Linked DNA regions of Homo sapiens: regions 1, 2 and 4 are each linked to region 3. A link is a contact called in ENCODE Hi-C or POLR2A ChIA-PET data. All regions are on one chromosome and are shown on one strand. The core of a region is the stretch at or near the end of the contact, and the rest is flanking DNA. Distances in the headings are between cores, read along the strand shown. Region 1 has its middle 180 kb from the start of LINC02015. Region 2 overlaps LINC00578 (long intergenic non-protein coding RNA 578). Region 3 overlaps TBL1XR1 (TBL1X/Y related 1). Region 4 overlaps LINC00578 (long intergenic non-protein coding RNA 578).

Region 1 (2,700 bases), core at 38-2,537, 940 kb before region 3:
ATTTCAACATATGAAATTTTGGGAGATACCAACACTCAATTCATGATATAAGACAATCAAATAAATGCAATTCCAAAGAAGGGCAAGCCTCAAAAAAAAAAAAAAAAAAAAAACAGATACACAAACTTATTCACCTACATCAGAGTATACAACATAAAATGGATAAAAACAACTTAGCAAAAGCTTAATAAATTCTTCAATACTAAGTGTGGTCAAGCATGTAAGTTTAGAAGAGCTGGTAGAACCAGATGTAGGGAAGCCAACACTCACATTTTCTATTCCACAGACTTCTATCAGATGCTTACAAGAAAGACTGGAGGATGAGCAGGTTACAGGGAAGAGTGCCACTCAGTGTGGCACAGGCATAAAGGAGATGATTGGCAGTTACTAATGACCAGGCCAGAGCTGTGCCTACTTCCCTGAACTGTTCTTTCCTACAAAACAAAAGCCTTAATATTCTAGAGAAGGGCAATGAACGCTCTCACTCTCAGCAAATGGGTAAAGATGCATTGCTTCTGGTATAGGAGTAGAATAAAACCAACATTTTATTGGGAAAGGAGTAGAAAAGCTTCTCATCCTTAGGACACAGCCTCCATTCTTGCTGAGATGGAAGTAAAAGCAAAAGTCCTTCTACTTGAGTGCCATACACTGAATGTTTGTATCTCCTCAAAATTCATATGTTGAAACTTAATCCTCAGTGTGCTGGTGCCTTTGGGAGGTAATTAGATCATGAGAGTAAAGCACTCAGAAATGGAATTAGTGTCCTCATAATGAGACCCCAGAGAGATCACTCAACCCTCCTGCAATGTGGGGATGCAGAAAGGAGATGACCTTCTAGGAACCAGGAAGAGGACCCTCACCAGACACAGAGTCTGATTTCACCTTGATCTTGTACTTTCCAGCCTCTAGAACTGTAAGAAATAAATTTGTTGTTTATAAGTCACCCAGTCAATAGCATTCTGTTATAGCTCCCCAAATGGACTAAGACATTGGGGGAAAGGCAAGAAATTGTCTTGAACCTAGCATCCTACACTCATAACACAAAGAGATCTGTCATAACTGGAGGAAGAACAGGAAACTCCTACCTAAGACCACAAAAAAATATAAAGCAGTGTTTGGCTGGGGTGAAAAAGAAGAACAGGATGTAGAGAAAGCCCCACCCCTGAGGCCCAGGCACACAAATCTTGCCTAAGACTGACCAGGAAAATAAAACAAAACAAAAATGCCATCATTCCATTACAAACCTAGCAAAACTAACATGCAACAACAGTGTACTGCTGGTCACGAGCTAGGAGAGAAACTCCCTGTGTGGCACAGCTATGCAGGGTGGTTCTACCAAAACCAGAGAGTACAACTCCAGCACTGAGAAAGATCCTCCAGGTCCCCAGGCACCACACTAAGCACAAGCTAATGGAAGACAAATGCTGTAAGATTTAAAGCCAGTGCTACATTAGAACAGCATTATCAAGGAAAATAATCCAAGCCCAGATCAACAACTAACTATATTAAATCCACTCACCATGCTAAGAACTTCACCAAAGAAGATGCAAGTCCTTTTCCAGACATAAATACTATTAATCTCAGACCCAGTAATTCCTTTTCACACAATGGAATCACTCAATTGAAACTACAAGGCACACAAATGAAACCCAAAAAGAGCTATCAATTGTTAATGGTAAAAGCAATCCACAAAACCAAAGAAATGACCTAGATTTTAAAGCAATCAGATGAATAAAATAGCCATTATTAATATGTTAAGGTATCTAGTAGGAAAGACGGATTATATATAGGAACAAATAGTAATTACAACAGATAGAAACTACCTTTAAAAAATCAAGGCTGGGCACGGTGGCTCACGCCTGTAATCGCAGCACTTTGGGAGGCCGAGGCAGGTGGATCACGAGGTCAGGAGATCGAGATCATCCTGGCTAACATGGTGAAACCCCGTCTTTACTAAAAATACAAAAAATCAGCCAGGCGTGGTGGCGGGCTCCTGTAGTCCCAGCTACTCGGTAGGCTGAGGCAGGAGAATGGCATGAACCCGGGAGGCGGAGCTTGCATTGAGCCGAGATTACGCCACTGCATTCCAGCTTGGGCAACAGAGCAAGACTCCGTCTCAAAAAAAAAAAAAAAAAAATCAAGTATGGGCCAGGTAGTGGTGGTTCATGCCTGTAATTCCAGCATTTTGGAAGGCCAAAGTGGGAGGATCACTTGAAACCAGGAGTTTGAGACCAGCCTGGATAAGATAGTGAGACCCCGTCTCTACAAAAAATAAAATAATTAGCTAGTCATAGTGGCATGCACCTGTAGTCTGTGCTACTCAGGAGACTAAGATGGGAAGATTGCTTGAGCTCAGGAGTTTGAGGCTGCAGTGAGCTATGATTGCGCCACTGCACCCCAGCCTGTGCAGCAGAATGCATTAGTACATTCTTGCACTGCTATAAAGAACTACCTGAGACTGGGTAATTTACAAAGAAAAGAGGCTTAAATGGCTTACAATTCTGCAGGCTATACAGACTTCTGCTTCTGGGGAGGCCTCAGGAAATTTATAATCATGGCAGAAGGGGAAGGAGGTGCTTTTTTTTTTTTAAGGAGTTTCGCTCTTTTGCCCAGGCTAGAGTGCAGTGGCACAATCTTGGCTCACAGCAACTTCCACCTCCCGGGTTCAAGTGATTCTCCTGCCTCAGCCTCCCAAGTAGC
Region 2 (2,700 bases), core at 135-2,634, 540 kb before region 3:
AAATTAAGCTAGGCGCTAAGTTTCGTGAGGGTATGGACCATTTCTCGCCACCCACCCCAATGCCTAACACAGTCCTGGCATGTGGATGGCATCAATAACATTTGAACTAAAATGTAATCGAATTGAATAGAAGTTTAATGATATCGCCAAGCTTAATTAGGCTGCAGCACTGTAAAAAAAAAAAAAAACTGGATCCTAAATAGACTAGTAGGTTCAGAAAACCCTGTCTGGTGGGTATCCGTCTGCACAGCATAAACAGACTGCTGCATTGACTGGAGAGAAAATAGGGAGGTAGGAATTTGCCTATGCAAAGCCAAGAAGCTGGCACTTTCCACCATTGGGTATGCAACCTGGTGAAATTTGGCAGTCAGTCTTAGCCAAAGGGGAAAGAAGCCACTCTGTCTTTAAGGACAGGCTTTCTGGAGAGACCTGCTTTCAAAAATCTCAAGGCCGTGACAAGTCACCACAAATCCGTCCTTTGCTAAACTGACTCTAAAGTGAAGCAACTGACTCCCTTCTGTGTTCCAAAAGCTTTTACATATTCAAGAGTCTTTTTCATACAGTAGCTCCAGAAAGACCTTTTTGAGTTTTTTTTTTCTTTTTTTCCATTTTAAACATCTTTTGTCTGGCAAATAAAGTCATCCTTCATCATTTTAATGTGTAAAACATTTCCAGCCAAAATGTGATTGAACTGTGCCAGATCAAAGGTTATAATGCAATTTGTCCAAGTCAGTAGGAAAATAGAATGTTAAGCATGAGAAACATTCTGAGACAGCAGGGGTGAAATGTAGTCCCCTCTCCACTGTGAACAGGGTAAGAGAAGATGAAAACCCAGGAAAAACAATTCAGCAAAAAAACAAGAACATTCAAAAGCCCAGAAGAGAATTCTGAAGTGCGGAGAAGACCTGGAGAATGTCATATTAACGATGAGTGGCAACTGAAAAAAAAGAAGAAAACCTTTCAGGAAGTAGAGGATACACGAAGTCAACAGGAAATGAACTGTGGGTTATTTAAGGTTATCTGAGAGCTAAATGTGCCCTAAGTGTGACCCAGTAAAGGAGGAAAGGTCTCTATAGAGATGCTAAGAGGTTGTCTGCTGGATGCATTACAGTGGGTATTAGACTTCTGGTTGTTTTTTTTTTAATCAATATGTGATCCAAGAATCACATCAAAGAAGGCCTCTCCTCCAAGCCCCATAAGCCAAACATAGGCTGCCTACGTTTGAAAGACCTGTACATACACAGATCCCATCCCTCAACTGCCTCCGTGTGTTTTTAATGGACTCTTCACAAGCCTAAACTGGCTATGTTCCAGCCATGAAGCATGAGGCTGGAGAACAGCTTTTTTGTCTTCACCAGCCAAGCATTCACTTCCTGTGAAGCCAGATAGATAATGAGAGGGAAACAAAACCGCGTTGCAGGGTCATCAGTTCAGCCTTGCCGCTTCTAAACAGAAATATATGTAGTGAATCAAAAAAGGCTTGTCTGAATGTGCCTTGGTCGAAGCACTGAGAGTCTACCTAGAGCATTCAGCAATGTCTGGAGCATTTCTGGAAGCCATCCACAGGAAACTGAAGCCACCGCATTGATTTCATAAGGATTCATTCTCCCCAGGCTGCTGGGTTTAAAATGGGCTGAGTGAGCCAGAGTACAAATTCAAATTTGCTTAGGCAATACCGAATCCTGCTAGATTGTAACCCTCTGCTGCCAAACTTCTGGAAAACTGCTTAAATTATGGCCATAATGTCTCTTGTCAGAAAACAAATGGATAAAGTCTTCTCCCACTTCCTGGGAAGAAACCAGTAAGCTGGGATAGCTTGGAGCACACTGGAACATTGCAAACCACAAATGTCTAAATTACCCAGCCAGGTGAGTCCATCCAGTTCTGGTCTGAAATGTGCCCTGAAGCAATACAGACATGCAGAACAGAGTTGCCCTGGCATAGTCAGCAGCGTGGAAAGCTGTGTGATTAAAGCCAAGGGATGTGCATGGGAGTTGTATGAGTGAGCAGAAGGAGGTATAGCTTTTGATACAATCTTCCTCCTTTGGGATGGAACACTTACACCTCTGGTTTTCATTTGCAAAGAGAAAAAAAAAGCAAAAGAATAAACAACAGAAAATATGACTTTGGATGCTTCTTTCAACATCTGAGTAAACCTTTAAGGAGATTCCAGGCAATAGAACTTGGCACTGTGCTTCACAAGTTGGTGTAAAATAACTGGTGCCAAATGCTAAAAGGGAATATCCTTATGACTCTGCATGAAAACTCTGGCAAAGCCCACTCCCTTGCAAAAGGGTCTTCCATGATGCTTTTGCCACAGAAATCCAGTATAATTCCACAGCACTGGGGTCTGGCACCTTTTCCTGGCATGACTCCTTGCTGTACGTATATGTGTATATCCAAGCATCTATGCTTAATGAGCATGCACTCAAATTCTATCTGGCTCGCCTAGTTAACAAGGTTTGGGCAGTCAGGAATATGTTGGGGCAATCACAGCATGGTTTTAAGATAAAAGGAAGGTGTTCTCTTCCTGGAAAGACTCCAGCAGTCCACAACCTAGACAAAGCCACGTCTGAGTCAGAGCCTGTGACCTGTGAATGTGACCAGTTCCCCAGAGTTTCTGGAAGACTTCACTGTAGTCTCCTTCAGCAAGTGAATTGCTCCCAGTCCCACCTCAAGCAAGTTGACACTGAACAGCAA
Region 3 (2,700 bases), core at 159-2,658:
CCCAGTGCCATTTATGAACAGACATTACCAGTGTATTCGATGGAGTCAGGTTGAAGTGGTTATCAGTAATGTGCTTCTAGTCATGAAGAACTGCAGTGAAGAGAGCTCAGCGTCTGGTATGTCCGCCTTCAGTCTGCCTTTTAGTTTTTATCAGTAGATGACCAGCTACAGAAGTGCAAGTAGGTATATAGTTTTGTTTTATAATCAAATGAAATACAGAATAACCTTGATTTTACACACATGGTTGTATCCATGACTAATTGACAATAAACAGCAAGCAGTTGTCATAAATGCTGATAATTACAATTCTTTTTTTTTCCCAAATAAGTTTTTCTCCTCTTTTTGTAAGCTGAATTACCATTTTTTGCTGACACAGGAAATTCGTATTACACATTCCTGCTAGCACACTTATCAAAGGGACAATGGTCCTTTAATAGTTGCCAAACAGAGAATTTGTTCAATGTTTTTTAGGACTAGCCAGCATAGCGAGAGTATAAGGAAACATGGAAATTGCTTTTGGCATTATTAATAATCTTTTTGGAAAGCAATTTGGCAATGATGAAAACCTTCTTTAAAATGCTTATATCCCCTTCAGCTTTTGAGGGAATCCATCCTAAGGAGAAAAAAACAACACACATTGTACATGGCAAAAGCCTATACATATAGATATTTGAGGTAATATTCTTTTAAAATAGTGATCATTGGAAAAGTTCGAAGGTCCAGCTATGGCGTGAATAATTTACTGGCTGAATATTATGATGCTATTAAAATTATTTCAGAAAGTATTATTTATATAAAATGTTCATAGTTACATGTATTTTTAAGGGCAAAATTAGGGCACGAAATTTTATAGCTAGTGTATCAGTACTAGATCTAGCTCTTCAATAACAAAGATCCCCTGTGTCATTTTTTCCCCATCCTATTTACCTTTTCTAAAATCTGGATCTGTAGGGCAGAGTTGGAGTCAAGAAAGCATTTGATGATGAGAACATGAGTATAATTTGCTGAGCTTTTCTGACTTGAAGCTTATATAGGACCTTGGATCAATCAGATTTTCGTTTCAGACTAGGGCAGTATGTTGTGGTCATATTTAAGCTTTGCCTTTTTTACCAGTTTGTCTCATCTAGTCATCCTGTACCATAATCATGGTGTTCAGAGTCCATTTTCTTATTCTTGTATTGCCTATTTGCAAGGTAGAGTTGGCAGGCTCTGTATGACTAACTCCCCTTTGAGAACACAGTCCCTAACATCCTTACAGAAAGCACTTCCTGAAACAAGCGATCTATAGAAAATGGCTGTTTTGTGATCTTCATGCGTGCCACCCCACTCCCTGCCAGCTGTCGTTGCTCGTCTCTGTCACTGAATGACTATATACTTCATGTGTTTCAGTCTTATTTCTTTCTGGAGTCTCTCTTCTCCCTGAGTCTCAATACCCTAGTCAGTGTTTAGAGTACTTGATTACAGAGGTACTATCAGATTTGCTCTTACACTTGGAAAGAAGGGATGCTATTTTAGATGGTCATGCCGGATTTTAACATCTAACAGATTTAGGTGGTCTCTTTTGCCTCCTATTATATAAATCAAAAGCTGTCCCTGGAAAAAGCCTTTTTCTGCATATATATATTTACAGATAAATGGAAATAGCTTCTGGCACAAAACTAGTTCAAGTTTTAGATTTTTCCAAGGAAGACTTAAGTCATATGCTTTTTCTGGAGTCACAGATTTTTTTGATGTGCCAAAATACATTATAGTATAATTGCATTCTAATTTAAAAAATGTTTATTGAGTACTTGTTGACTCAGGTAATGTGCTAGTTTCCCAGAATTAAAGGATTACTAGACTTAAACCCTTTTGTCAGGATCCCAGTCTAGTAGTCACACACAGGCAAACAACCATAGCCACACAGTTGATAACCAGTGTGGTAAGTGCCACACATACAGAAATTCTAGGATCAGCGTAGGAGAGACTGGTTAGCCCTGGTGTAGTGAAAGAGGATTTCACCTCCATTCAGATAGGAGAAAGAGCAAAGGAGGACATAAGGCTCAGAGGCATGATGTATAACACAGCATATTCAAGATGTTAGATGTAATTTGCCACCACTTGAATTTATTGTGTAATGGGAGTGAGACGGGGTGTGTAGTATTGAGATGAGACTGGAGAGACAGAAGAGCCAGATTACAGAAACAACTGTGTGCCATAATTAGGCGTTTGACCTTTGTTATGAAGGCCAAGGGGATCATTGAAAATTCTCAAGCAAGAAGTGATATGTTCAGTTTTTTGTTTTACAAGTAATAGTCTAGCTGTAGCTTGGCATATATACTGAATTGAGGAGGAGGGGAAAGAAATGTGTATAGCAAAGGGTAATGGGGACTAAACGCAGATCTGGCAGAAAAGGTAAGGTGATGAGCATCTACAGATGGTAGAGTGGTAGGATTTGGAGTAGGATGGTAGGATTTGGTAAATTGTCAAATGCCAAGGGACCGAGAGAGAAGAGGGAGTTAGGATGACTATGACTTTCAGGTGTAGTGAAATGAGATCAGAAGTTTCTAAGGAAAAGTAGTTTTAGGGAGGGGAAGAAGAAAATTGATTTTGAACATAGTAATTTTAAACTGCTATGTAATGCCATGGCTAGAAATAAAGAAAATATTCTAGTTGAATTCAACATTTAAGCAGAGCATTTAAGTTTGGAACTTCTCTAGG
Region 4 (2,700 bases), core at 28-2,527, 590 kb before region 3:
ATAAGAAAATATTTATATCTAGGGCAGAAGAAAATTAGAGATATATTTTTTTCCTTTCAGCCTCTTCTCTCCTCCATTTTTACTGCTGAAAAATTATCCAAAGGCATGAAAATATTTCATAGAAATGTCTTCTGAGTTGTGAGGGAATTCTTGCCCATTTGAACAAATTGAATAGACATTTGAAAGCAAATCAGAATGCCCCTTACTGCTTGGCCAATGTGTAAGGATTTGGAGCTGCTTATCTGTGTTGCCATGTCCTTATTACTACGGGTTTCTTGATCTGCACAATCGATGTAATGAAACCTGGTGCTGAGTATGGCTATAAAACTGTTCTTTGGGTGGTAGTTCATGACAAATATGTGTAAACCAATAAGAGAAATAAAAGACTGCATTAGAAAAACTTTTTGAAAATGTAACTAATACCTGAAATAACCCAAAGTTTTTGCTTTGTGTCCTGTGGAGATTTATTATGCTTTCCAATGAAAATAATCAGTGATGTATACATGACCTGGCACCTGAAAACGGAATTTTCCACACCACTTTGAGACTTTTGTTTTTTCCCCCATTTATAAAAAAGATTTAATCCCTCAACCACCAAATAAAAAGTAGAGAGGAATGAACAGTCCTGATTCATTACTATCATGCTAATTCCACAGTTACGTTGTTTCCACAGTTAACGTTGCTCATTTTATCTAATGCCACTCAGAATCACTTGGTTTTCTTTTTTTTTTTTTTTTTTCTTGGCTTGGAGACGGAGTCTTGCTCTGTCTCCAGGCTGGAGTGCAGTGGCACGATCTCGGCTCACTGCAACCTCCACCTCCAGGGTTCAAGCAATTCTCCTGCCTCAGCCTCCTGAGTAGCTGGGACTACAGGCATATGCCACCACACCCAGCTAATTTTTGTATTTTTTAGTAGAGACGGCGTTTCACCGTGTTGGCCAGGATGGTCTCAATCTCTTGACCTCGTGATCCGCCCGCCTTGGCCTCCCAAAGTGCTGGGATTATAGGCATGAACCACCACACCCCGGCCTACTTGGTTTTCTTAAAGTCTGTTAGCTAAGTTTGTGCAGCTTCTTAAAAATACAATATTGGTTTTAATAACCCAGATTTGAGATTATTTTGGTTGTTAGCATAAATTTCATCTTCTTTCATGCTAGAAACATTTCCTGTTTCAAAACCATTCAGCCAATAAGTATTGTGCTGTTATTTTTGTGGCTTTTACAGGATCTGACAACTCGAGCAGCTGCCATCAAGGTACATCATGGCACAAAGGACGGCTCTCAAACATCGGATGTACAGAGACTACCATTAATATTGCAGTGTGTGTCTTTTGTATTAAGTTGGTTTCTGAAAATATCTCTGACAGATGCTGCTAGGCCAAAGTGCCTCCCACAGCTGCAGCTCTAGAGAAATCCGCGGTGGATGTTCTCCTCTAACAGTTTTCTGGTCCCTGTGACAGTGCCCACTGCTTCACTACTGCTCTCAGGTGGTGTGCTTGGTGGCAGTGCCGTGGGCATGGGAGGTTGTGGAGGGGGCTGGGCTATGCAAACTGCTGAGCCAGAACCATCCCTGTGGTGGAGCCTGGGACCCAGCACCCAGCACAGCAGCAGCCAGGAGCTGAGCTGGCAATGGAGAAAGAACGCTGAAAGGGAATGGTTGCCTGGCGTTTAGTAAATGAGCTGTCTGAAAATAATCTGAATGGGGAGAAGGAGTTTTCTTCTCTTGTGATTTTCTGGGATTCCATTTATTCATATAATTACTTCACCTCATTTCAAAAACAATGGTAGGGGGTTGGGGGAGGGCTTGAAGTGCTTTAAGCAGTGCCCCTCTGAACATATACCCAGGAAACAGTTTGCCTCTCACTGTTCCATGTCTGTTGTTTAGCTCCCAAACAATTAAGCAGGAGCACATAAGCTCTCCCAGGCTGAGTCTGCACCCACTGCAACAGTCACCTCACAGTGAGAGAGGGAGAGATGACGAGGAGAAGTTTCATTAACCTTTTCCATGCCCCAGACAAACAGCTTGATTTCAGCTGAGACCCAGTATGGCCCCAAGAAGTGGAGGGTTCAGAGTCCTTTCCAATGGGCCCTCCCGCCCTGTCGTTCACCTGCCCACTCAGCCCAGAAGGAAAGTTGTAGACCCCTCTTCTTTCTAGAGCTGCTCATGATTCTTATTAATCAAATGAGAGGAGCAGAACGTATGGTCAAAACAAGCAACATATGCGGCCCCACATTTTTAAGATACTTATCGAAAAGGGATTATCTGTTCCCTGTAGATGGATTCAAAGATAGCAAATTGCACGCTCAGAGTGCACAGGGTACAAAGCGCAAATAGGCAATTTGGTTCAATATCTCCCAACTTAAACCCACTGCTTTTTCAACAGAAATGTTTTTTACATCAAGTGTTGCCTCTGTTCTCACTCTCCCTCCTTCTTGATCTTTTAATCTAACCCTGTCTTCTTGACTTCTTTCTAGCCCCTGCCCCATTGCCATTGGTTTATAGGTCAAATTGCTTGAGTTAAATGCATAGAAGATGCAACTATTTCAGACCTCACTTTAAACAATGTGGTAAGTGTTAAGACAGAATAAAAGATAAACCAAAATATTGTAGAAGATGATTCTAATGGCATATCCAGGAGCTAACCTGCTCTGCATTGATGAGTTTAGCTATCATAATTCCAAAGGAACACTATGATTGAGAA

What was found. A loop is a pair of places that touch in the nucleus more often than their neighbours do. ChIA-PET counts read pairs that join two places held with the same protein, here RNA polymerase II (POLR2A). Pooled maps may share reads with other maps.
Region 1: a map of naive thymus-derived CD4-positive, alpha-beta T cell shows a loop between it and region 3 (2.3-fold over the local background). The contact joins two enhancer-like sites. A Hi-C loop is called at or near these places in 1 of 168 maps with a recorded cell type or tissue (naive thymus-derived CD4-positive, alpha-beta T cell) and 7 of 50 pooled maps. POLR2A ChIA-PET finds 5 or more read pairs at or near these places in 2 of 52 experiments (activated naive CD4-positive, alpha-beta T cell and naive thymus-derived CD4-positive, alpha-beta T cell).
Region 2: a loop to region 3 is called in a map of naive thymus-derived CD4-positive, alpha-beta T cell, with 2.7 times the contacts of the local background. The contact joins two enhancer-like sites. A Hi-C loop is called at or near these places in 7 of 168 maps with a recorded cell type or tissue (CD4-positive, alpha-beta T cell, CD4-positive, alpha-beta memory T cell, CD8-positive, alpha-beta T cell and 3 more), 7 of 37 single-sample maps with no recorded cell type and 19 of 50 pooled maps. POLR2A ChIA-PET finds 5 or more read pairs at or near these places in 1 of 52 experiments (AG04450).
Region 4: a loop to region 3 is called in a map of CD8-positive, alpha-beta T cell, with 2.5 times the contacts of the local background. The contact joins two enhancer-like sites. A Hi-C loop is called at or near these places in 2 of 168 maps with a recorded cell type or tissue (CD8-positive, alpha-beta T cell and PC-3), 2 of 37 single-sample maps with no recorded cell type and 1 of 50 pooled maps. POLR2A ChIA-PET finds 5 or more read pairs at or near these places in 2 of 52 experiments (CD4-positive, alpha-beta memory T cell and activated CD4-positive, alpha-beta T cell).

The regions. Positions count from the first base shown.
Region 1 is chr3:178,000,383-178,003,082 of GRCh38, reverse strand. No RefSeq gene overlaps it. Among named protein-coding and RNA genes, the nearest start is that of LINC02015, 180 kb to the right of the region's middle. Within about 2 kb of position 1,287, at least 3 of the 41 ENCODE cell types and tissues checked have a DNase peak (open chromatin) inside an H3K27ac peak, as active enhancers do.
Region 2 is chr3:177,596,320-177,599,019 of GRCh38, reverse strand. All of the region lies in intron 2 of LINC00578 (long intergenic non-protein coding RNA 578), which reads right to left. Among named protein-coding and RNA genes, the nearest start is that of LINC00578, 160 kb to the right of the region's middle. Within about 2 kb of position 1,384, at least 28 of the 41 ENCODE cell types and tissues checked have a DNase peak (open chromatin) inside an H3K27ac peak, as active enhancers do; they include CD8-positive, alpha-beta T cell, where a contact is called at or near this core.
Region 3 is chr3:177,056,544-177,059,243 of GRCh38, reverse strand. All of the region lies in intron 3 of TBL1XR1 (TBL1X/Y related 1), which reads left to right. Among named protein-coding and RNA genes, the nearest start is that of TBL1XR1-AS1, 20 kb to the right of the region's middle. RefSeq lists enhancers at 1,081-1,150, 1,191-1,250. Within about 2 kb of position 1,408, at least 4 of the 41 ENCODE cell types and tissues checked have a DNase peak (open chromatin) inside an H3K27ac peak, as active enhancers do; they include CD8-positive, alpha-beta T cell, where a contact is called at or near this core.
Region 4 is chr3:177,641,513-177,644,212 of GRCh38, reverse strand. All of the region lies in intron 3 of LINC00578 (long intergenic non-protein coding RNA 578), which reads right to left. Among named protein-coding and RNA genes, the nearest start is that of LINC02015, 170 kb to the left of the region's middle. Within about 2 kb of position 1,277, at least 6 of the 41 ENCODE cell types and tissues checked have a DNase peak (open chromatin) inside an H3K27ac peak, as active enhancers do; they include CD8-positive, alpha-beta T cell, where a contact is called at or near this core.